Linked DNA regions of Homo sapiens: region 1 is linked to region 2. Evidence: read pairs that join two places in POLR2A ChIA-PET (ENCODE). Cell type or tissue: K562. All regions are shown on one strand.

What was found. Peaks named below come from ENCODE experiments on the same cell type or tissue, not always from the same donor. Only the 100,000 strongest peaks of a DNase experiment are listed, where the experiment ranks them.
Region 1: POLR2A ChIA-PET joins it to region 2 with 5 read pairs; 3 of 35 experiments call an interaction of 5 or more read pairs at or near these places.

What each region holds. Positions count from the first base shown.
Region 1 is chr9:130,754,973-130,759,972 of GRCh38, forward strand. It overlaps a transcript of ABL1 not described here. Among named protein-coding and RNA genes, the nearest start is that of EXOSC2, 64 kb to the left of the region's middle. RefSeq lists a silencer at 4,869-5,000. In K562, no CTCF peak of the experiment used is centred here; no DNase peak of the experiment used is centred here.
Region 2 is chr9:131,017,917-131,022,916 of GRCh38, forward strand. All of the region lies in intron 1 of LAMC3 (laminin subunit gamma 3), which reads left to right. It also overlaps the pseudogene LOC124900284. Among named protein-coding and RNA genes, the nearest start is that of LAMC3, 11 kb to the left of the region's middle. RefSeq lists a silencer at 1,130-1,317. In K562, no CTCF peak of the experiment used is centred here; DNase peaks (open chromatin) are centred at 805, 1,962, 2,350 and 2,812; H3K27me3 peaks cover 4,533 bases.

The DNA of each region.
Region 1 (5,000 bases), 260 kb before region 2:
TCAAAGATGACCTTGAGTACCAAGCCAAAGATTTTGGAGATATTTGGTGGACATTGGGCATTATACATACCCAGTAAGATATTAGCACCATGAAAGCTCCACAAAAGTGTCCTGAGCGCCTAGAACAGTACTTGGCACATGGTAGATCTTCAATAAATAGTTGTTGAAGGAATTTGTTAAAATATCAGAGCTATGATTTAAGAAAATTATTCTGTAATCTGAATTTAGGTTGGGAGTGGAAAGGAGTACCCTTAAGTAGGACATGAGAAGAGCCTGAAGAAAGGCAGAGGACACCAGTAGGCATCTTGGATGTGGGATTGGTCAGAGGGGAGAGAGGTAAAAATGATTCCATGACTGTGAGTCTGGCGACTAGAAATGGGGGTGACATTCACAGAGTAGGGTGGTTCCCTGTAGTTCCTCCTTGTGCAGAAGGTGAGGCTTTGCTTGTCGACCTGCTTCAGTAGTAGCATTGACAGAACAGTCTCTGTGTACTCTGTCCCCTCAGTGCTTTCTGCATATGTGTTGCTCACTCATCACTATCTGCATGTTCGTGGTCTCTGGAAAGAATCAACTATAATGATCAGAATAATTGCCTGGTAGGACGTATTTCCTTTGAGTTCAGCAAGACGTGCCCCCTCACATGGTGTTCCTGTTCATTCATAAGGCTGTAATAATGTATGAGTTAGGAGACCCTTTTGACCAATTCCCCTCTGTTTTCCATCTTGGAAAAACCAGAACTCTGTTTTCTTGAGCAAATGACGTTGCCACCAGCCCTGAAGCTCCTTTTCCTGGGTTTGTAGGGGTTGGTGGAATCCTGGCAGTCTGCCGCTCTTCCTGGCCTCCAGAGATCAGGGCTGTGACTTTCCATCTGCAGATGGCAGTTCTAGCTGCGAGGTTGGTGGCCGAGGAGGACGAGGACACAGCTCAGGGCCTGTCCTTCAAGGGCTTCCGTGTGCAGCAGCAGCACTCTGTAATATCATAGATGAATTTTTGTCAAAACACAGAGAAAAGTTGATTACACTTCTCATTTATTAAAAAAAAATGACTTGATAGCATAGTAGATGGCCCCTTATGTAAGCCACTTAGTATTATTTCAAAGGAAGCATGTCTGTGAGAAAAGGGGCAACCACTTTTCTCATAGAGAAGAACAGGTTTTTAAATGAAAAGATCAACAAATCCAAATGCTGTGGTATTTATACTGATTTAGAAAGGCAGTTGACTTTGGGAGGCTTTGTTTTCTCATTTCCCTTTTCTCCTTGACATTTGACAGACGTGGTTAGCAGAGAGCTTTCTCATTCGGTTTTCCTGGAGAGAGCTCTGCCTCTTGGGCTTCCTGCATTTGTATGGAAGTTTTAATTTTTTTTTTTTTTGTCAAATGAAAGGTTGCCATTTCATTTGTTCAGATTTCCCACACACTGTTGCAGCAATCTTTAGATTTCAAATTGGCTAATTCAGTGGGTCACTTAATTCTTAACTTTTACAACATTTTGAGTCTAAATACAGCAAAATTGGTGCCTTTTTCAGCTATTTTTCGGCGTTGCTATATTCCAAGCCACTGAGCTCTGTTTTACTCTGACATTTTCTCTTCACTTTTGGGATTCTGCTCACTGTGTTTAAGGCAGCTCGATAGCATTTTGCCAAAAAAGAGAAGTTAGGGCTAGTGTGAGTTGAGGGGAAGGGGATGTTTCTGTTGTTGCTCCTTGCTGAGTATCTTCAGATATCTAAAAGAAACTTGTAACACAGCGTCAGCCTGACACTGGCCTTTGCAGCATCAGCCTTGGTTGACTGTGTTCTAATAGGGATGCCTGATCTGTATCCTCTTTAACTTGGCTATAAGAAGGTTTTGGAGAATGTATGTCTGAGGGTGTTTTAAAAGAAAATGGAAACAAAGCTCCTTTTTGCCTTGAGCTCATGGTTTGGAATTTGGGCATTTGGAATCCTTCAAGCCCTCCTCCTGGGCAGAGCTGGAGTCCCCTTAGGGCACTGCCTGTCATCTTCACTACACAGCTGTGCTCCAGAGCAGGGAGCCGATGGAAAGGGGGACCCAGAACATTCCATTCTGCAGAATTCCCTTCCAGCCGTCTGTGAGAAGGCAGTTTGGGACCCTTTTAGAAGTTTGCTTTATAAGTGAAGAACCTGAGGCCGGCTGTGTTCATATTCTCAGAACTTGGTGAGAATGAGGTACTTTAAGATAGGCTCTAAGATCAGCAGCATCAGCCCACTCGGGAAGAGCTCCTCTGACTCCTGGAGGAGAAAGCCAGATGGGGGAAGCATTAAGTCCTGTTTTCCTATTGAAAACTGAAATTGGCCAGCCACAGTGGCTCATGTCTGTAATCCCAGCCCTTTGGGAGGCCAAGGTGGGAGGATTGTTTGAGCCTAGGAGTTCAAGACCAGCCTGAGCAACACGATGAAACCTGGTCCCTGTAAAAAATACAAAAATTAGCTGGGGCATGGTAGCGCATGCTTGTAGTCCCAGCTACTAGGGAGGCTGAGGTGGGAGGACCGCTTGGGCCTGGGAAGCAGAGGTTGCAGTGAACTAAGGTTGAACCACTGTACTCCAGGCCTTTTTTTTTTTTTTTTTTTTGAGACAGAGTCTTGCTCTGTCACCCAGGCTGGAGTGTAGTGGTGCGATCTCAGCTCACTGCAACCTCCGCCTCCTGGGTTCAAGTGATTCTTCTGCCTCAGCCTCCCGAGTAGCTGGGACTACAGGCACCCACCACCACGCCCGGCTAATTTTTTTTGTATTTTGTTATAGAGATGGGGTTTCACTGTGTTAGCCAGGCTAGTCTCGATCTCCTGACCTTGTGATTTACCCGCCTCGGCCTCCCAAAGTGCTGGGATTACAGGCATGAGCCACTGCGCCCGGCCAGGCATTTTTTTTATGTGTGTCTCAAATAAAAAGAAAGAAAACCAAAATTTTACCTGAAAGACGAGAAAGTTGATGAAGATTTTGAGAAAGTGAGGAAGCAATGGCCCCTCCAGGGCACACCCAGGTGCTGTCCCTTCTTTTCTCCTCAGTTCTCTTAGCTATAAAATGGGGCTTATAATAATCCCTTCCTTGAAGAGATGTTGTTAATAGTACTTAGATGATTTGCTAACTTATATCAAGCACTTACTCTGACCCAGGTATCGGACTGGGTGCTTGACATATATTATCTCTATTGTGTTTTGCAGAGTGGCTAAGATTTTTTTTTTTTTTCTTTTTTGAGACAGAGTCTCGCTCTGTCACCCAAGTTGGAGTGCAGTGGTGCGATCTTGGCTCACTGCAACCTCCACCTCCTGGGTTCAAGCCATTTTCCTGCCTCAGCCTCCCGAGTAGCTGGGATTACAGGCGTGTACTACCACGTCTGGCTAATTTTTGTATTTCAGTAGAGATGGGGTTTCACCGTGTTGGCCAGGCTGCTCTCGGAACTCCTGACTCCGGTGATCCACCCGCCTTGGCCTCCCAAAGTGCTGGGATTACAGGCATGAGCCACCAGAGACGGAGTCTCACTCTGTTGCTCAGGCTGGAATGCAGTGGCGCAGTCTCGACTCACTGTAACCTCCGCCTCCTGGGTTCAAGCAATTCTCCTGCCTCAGCCTCCCAAGTAGCTGAGATTACAGGCGTGCGCCACCAAGCCCAGATAATTTTCATATTTTTAGTAGAGACGGGGTTTTGCCATGTTGGCCAGGCTGGTCTTGAACTCATGACCTCAAGTGATCCATCCACCTCGGCCTCCCAAAGTGCTGGGATTACAGGTGTGAGCCACCGCATCCGGCCCCAATTTATTCAACTTTGGAAGCGTTGGTTGTGAGATGTGCAGTTGGGTGTTGTCATGGAGAAGAATTGGGCCCTTCCTGTTGACCAGTGCCGGCTGCAGGCATTGCAGTTTTCGGTGCATCTCATCGATTTGCTGAGCATACTTCTCAGATGTGATGGTTTCGCCGGGATTCAGAAGGCTGTAGTGGATCACACAGGCAGCAGACCACCAAGCTGTGACCATGACCTTTTTTTGGTGCTAGTTTGGCTTTGGGAAGTGCTTTGGAACCTCTTTCGGTCCGAACACTGAGCTGGTCATTGCTGTTTGTCGTATAAAATCCACTTTTTGTCGCACATCACAATCTGATCAAGAAATGGTTTGTTGTTGCGTAGAGGAAGAGAAGACGACACTTAAACATGATTTTTTAAAAATTTTTGCTGATGTGGGACCCGCTTAACTTCCCAATTTGCTTCAAATGCCAAATGATCATAGAATGGTCAACATTGAGTTTTTCAGCAACTTCTTTTATGGTTGTAAGAGGATCAGCTTCTGTGATTGATCTCCCAACTGGTCGTTGTCAACTTCTGATGGCCGGTCATTGCACTCCTCATCTTCAAGGCTCTCGTCTCCTTTGTAAAACTTCTTGAACCACCACTGCACTGTACGTTTCATTAGCAGCTCCTTGGCCAAATGCGTTGTTGATGTTGCGAGTTGTCTCCAGTGCTTTACAATCCATTTTGACCTTGAATAAGAAAATTGCTCGAATTTGCTTTTTGTCTAACATCATTTTCACAGTCTAAAGTAAACATAAACAGCAAGGAATAAGTCATTAGCAAAAAAATGTAAAGTGAGAAATGCCCATTAAAATAATGTATAACATAACCACATTTATTTAAGAATGTACTCGAATATCAAATGACAAATTCCAACAGTGTAAAAACTGTGATTCCTTTTGCACCAACCTCATACTAGCCAGGCATCTTTCTACTGAAACTGGCTGGAGACCATGTCTCAGTGGTGGAGCCGGTATAGGAGGCTTCACATTTCTTCCCCTAGGACACGCTGTCATTGTTTAGGTTTCTTGTTTTGTTTTTTCCTGAAACAGGGTCTCACTCTGTTGCTCAGGCTGGAGTGCAGTGGCACAGTTACAGCTCACTGCAGCTCTAACCTCTTAGGCTCAAGTGATTGTCCCATCTCAGCCTCTCAACTAGCTGGGACTACGTGCTTGTGCCACACATTTAGGTAATTTAATTTTTTTTT
Region 2 (5,000 bases):
CCAGGAGTCTGAGGCAGGAGAACCACTGGAACCCGGGAGGCAGAGGCTGCAGTGAACCGAGATCGCACCACTGCACTCCAGCCTGGGCGACAGAGCAAGACTCCATCTCAAAAAATAAATAAATACATAAATAAAAGAAAGCAGCTTAATCCCTCCTTTGTGATGAAAAAGTTTCTTCCAAAGGCAACAAAAAGGTTGGGAAAGGAGTGGCCCCAAGATCTTTTTTTTTTTTTTTCTTGAGTTGGAGTCTCACTCTAGCCCAAGCTGGAGTGAAGTGGCATGATCTCGGCTCACTGCAACCTCTGCCTCCTACGTTCGAGCGATTCTCATGCCTCAGCCTCCCGTGTAGCTGGGATTACAGGTGCATGCCACCATGCCCGGCTAATTTTTTGTATTTTAGTAGAAACGAGGTTTCACCATGTTGCCCAGGGTGGTCTCGAACTCCTGAGCTCAGGTGATCCCCCTGCCTCGGCCTCCCAAAGTGCTGGGATTACAGGTGTGAGCCACTGCGCCCGGCCCCCAAGATCTTTTAAACAGCGACGAGAATTAAAATCTGCAGCCCTAGCCCAGACCCTCACAAGCTCCAGGGGCCAATGAGGCTTCTGGGTGATTGAGACAGCTGTGTTCCTATCAGGAAAGCCGAGCCAAGATGTCATCCTTGACTGTTAGCTGGTGGTGACACTGCTTGGGAGTACTTGGCTTCCCTCACCTCCAGGCCGCCCAATATGCTGTTCTCTCTGTCTAGAATTCTGTTCCCTCTGCTCTCCTCGCCTGTCTAGCTCCCATGCACCCCTGCTCATCCCACCCGCTTACTGGACCACATGCCCCAAACTTACTTCTCACCACCTCCTCCCTCTCCATGCTCCTGCCAGCCTGAACTACAGGCTTCACCACAAGGTGGCCACAGCTTTGCCAACATCCTGCCTGGTGTGGAATGCACCTTCTCCTCACCTTCCCTGGCTAATGGCTGCTCATCCTTGGAACCATAGGTTTGAGCGCCTTGTTGATGCTCCCACAGCCTCCCTGGGCTACTTTGTCCTGTTCTATAAAGACCTGCCTGTCTCATCTGGGCACGGTGGCTCACGCCTCTAATCCCAGCACTTTGGGAGGCCGAGGCAGGCAAATCACTTGAGGTCAGGAGTTTGAGACTAGCCTGGCCTACATGGTGAAATCCCATCTCTACAGAAATACAAAAATTAGCCAGGCTTGGTGGTGCACGCTTGTAATCCCTGCTACTCAGGAGGCTGAGGCAGGAGAATGGCTTGAATCCAGGGGACGGAGGTTGAAGTGAGCCAAGATCACGCCACTGCACTCCAGCCTAGGCAACAGAGTGAGACTTTGTCTCAAAACAAACAAACAAACAAACAAAAACAAGACCTGCCTCTCTCTCCCTACCTGTAACCTCCCCTTGGGGCAGGTGCCATGAATCCTTATAGCTGAGCATGGCACCTAGCACACAAGAGGTGCCCAATAAATGCTTGCCCGATGAATGAGTAGACTCGAGGCAGGATTTGTACCTTCAAGGAGTTTATAATCCAGTGAGAGAGTGGAGACAGCAGGCAGTCCTGACAGTGTGGATCACATTGTCCCAAGTGTGCCTGGAAGTCATGATCCCTGGATGAGTCTCTGTTTCACACTAGCCAGCATTTAGTGAGCACCTGCTATGTGCCACGTGCTTTGCCAAGTACTTTACTCACACTGTATGGCTGAGATCCCCAAACACTTCATTTACTAGTGAGGAGTCAGGCTCAGGGAGCAGAAGGACTTCCTCAGTGTCATGCCCAAAGTCACTGCTCAAAACCTGGGTGCCCTCCTACTCAGGAGTCCATGGAGCCCCAGAGAGAAGGGGCTGCCTAGGAAGGGGGTGAAGGGGGTGCTGGTGCCCATGGAGACATGGAGGTCCCACCCGCCCCCCTCCCAGTCTTCACCTGCTGGCTGAGCCAGCAGCTGGGCACAGCAGAGCCTCCCCCGGCCGGGCCCCGCACCGCCCACGCCAAACAGCAGGAGCGCCAAGCTGTGTCCTCTCCAGCCAGCTGGAACATAAAGCCCATCAAGAATGACACCGGGACAGTCATAAAATCAAGCTGGCCCACATCCGGCACTGACCAAGCAGAATGAGCTCAGTACGAAGAGGCTTATTTTGGGAAAATGGAAACAAAACAAAGCCCTATAATTGGAGCCATCTGGGCAGCAGTGGCCTAGGGAGTGGGGCGGGAGGGGCTAGGGTGGAAAGCTGGGCTGGGAATGCATGGGTGAGGCTGCCCTGCCCACCTCGAGCATCAGAACCAGGTGGGTGAGCTGCTCCCAGCCTACAGGGGAGTCACACCCAGCAGGGTCCCTTAGCCCCATCTGGCCACCCACTGTTCTTGTTCTTCCTCTCCCAGCCAAGCTCTTGGCACTTCTGGGTGTGGTGACTCCCTATAAGGAGCTGGGGACTCCCCATGGCCATAATGCCAGATACCACAAGACCCTGGCTGAACCAGGGATAGGCTCCATCACAGCCCTCCCATCTTGGCACTAAGTCTAAGCCCCAAATATGAATCAAGATTGCCAAGTCTAAAAAAACAAAAAGATTGCCAAGTTCTCCTCTAACCTGGGGAGACCAAACAGTTTTCCTTGGATTGAGTGTTGCCTAGGGCTTTGTGTTAAGAAGGATTCTGAGGTACAGTCTGAGCCAAAACATGACTGAGACATGACTGCATGTTTGCAAAGAGAGGTGGCAGGGCATTCCAGACCATTGCATAAGTCAGGGAACAGACGAGGGGCTGAGAGAATGACAGAGAGGAGGGCTAACACAAGGAATTCCAGAGAATGAGCTAGTGATCTGGTGAATACTGAGGTCACTTGCGAGAAGGAGGTGATTCACCAGCTTCTTGTTTTGGTGCATAGAGAGACTAGGGGAGGAAGGAGGGTGCCTTTATTTTTCCCCCCCAAATACATGTAACACAAACGTGGAGTCTGGCTTTCGGTTCTTTTGGGTATATCCCCAGAAGTGGAAGTGCTGGATCATATGGCAATTCTATTCTTAGGTTTTTTGATGTTTTTTTTTCTCCCCAGAGTCTCTGGCTTCTTTTAATTAGTTTTAACCTTTAAGCTTTTGTAAGCGTAATCAACCAGCTGAGGATGGTAGGGGATATTTCCCAACACTTCTCGTGTAAACTCAAATTGTAGGTTCTTGCTTGGAGTAACACAGGCTCTTCACTGCTTACAAGGTTATTCTTGAGTTGCAAAAATTCTCTCTCCGTAGTTTTTCCTGGATTCCTCTATTCAATCTCGGCTGCCACAGAAAGCAGAAAGCAGTCAGAGAGAAAGCACAGGGACGCTGTTTTTGCATCTGTAGTGGAAACCTTAGCAGACAGTAACTGCTCTGGGGCTGTCAAATAGATGCATTGTTTTTAGTTTTTTCGGGAACCACCAGTTTCCCATAGCGTATGCACCATTTCACATTCCCACCCACAGTGCATGAGGGTTCCAGTTTCTCCATATCCTTGCCAACACTTGTTATCTTCTGTTTTTTTGATAATAGCCATCCTAATGGATGTGAGGTCCAATAATACATATATATAACTGTGTAGGGAAAAACTCCTCAAACTGTGTTTTTCCTCTGCTCTCAGACGACAGCCATCATCAACACAGAAGACTTCTGTGACCAAATGCGTGGGTTTTTCCCCCACCCAACAAGCAGCGGTACCAGCTGGGTGTCCTCTAATTCAGTTCCAACACGATCTAGTCAGAGATAGCATCCGGTCCCACAGGTTGAGGGCTCAGTCCCCAAGGCTGTCTTCCGCCACACACACCAGTCACAAGTCTAGGCCTCACGAACTTCTGACAGATTAGCTTCAAGTTCCCATGACCCCTTCTTTGGGTTCAATCAATTCACTGGAGCAGCTCACAGAACTCAGGGTAACACATTGACTGGTTTATTATAAAGAATATTGCAAAGGACACAGATGAAGAGATGAGCAGGGTGAGGAACGGTGAAGGGACGGGAGCTTCCATGCCCTCCCTGGGTGCCACCCTCCAGGAACCTCCCCGTGTTCAGCCATCCAGAAGCTCCCTGAACCCTGTCCTCAGGTTTTCATGGACGCTTCATGCATCAGCATTGCTTCCCTTGGGCGTAGGGTGGGACCCTCTCTTGGAGGGTCTTAAGACCCACGGTCAGAAAGGTGGGGGAACTTTAGAGTGAAAGGAGGGCAGGAGAAGGCAGAGGCCTGCCCCTGAGGCCCAACACACCCAAAATTCTAATGAAAGACCGTAAGGAGGGCTATGGGAGTCATAAGCCAGGAGCTGTGGATGAAAACACACACACACACACACACACACACACATATATATGTATTTTTTTAATAGAGAGACATGGTCTCACTATGTTGCCCAGGCTGGTCTCAAACCCCTAGGCTCAAGTGATCCTCCCACCTTGGCCTCCCAAAGTGCTAGGATTACAGGTGTGAGCCACCACGGCCAGCCCGAAAACTGACAGCTATCATAACACCACAATAACATACATAGTATATATAACAGCTTTAGGAGATACAATTCACATACCGTATAATTTACCCATTTAAACTATACAATCCAGTGGTTTTTAGTATATACACACAGTTGTGCAGCCATCACCACAATCAATTTTAGAATATATTTATTTATTTATTTATTTATTTTGAGACAGGGTCTCACTCTGTTGCACAGGCTGGAGTGCAGTGGCACGATCACAGCTCACTGTGGCCTCTACCTCCTGAGCTCAAGCCATCCTCCCACCTCAGCCTCTCAGGTAGCTGGGATATGCAAGCCACCACGCCCAGCTAATTTTTTAATTTGTTCTTATTTATTTATTTATTTTTTGTAGAGAGAGGATCTTGCTATGTTACCCAGGCTGGTCTCAAACTCCTGGGCTCAAGCGATCCTCCAGCCTCAGCCTCCCAAAGTGCTGGGATGACAGGTGTGAGCCACTAAGCCCGGCTTGGAACACCTTTATTACCCTGTACCTATTAGCAGTCACT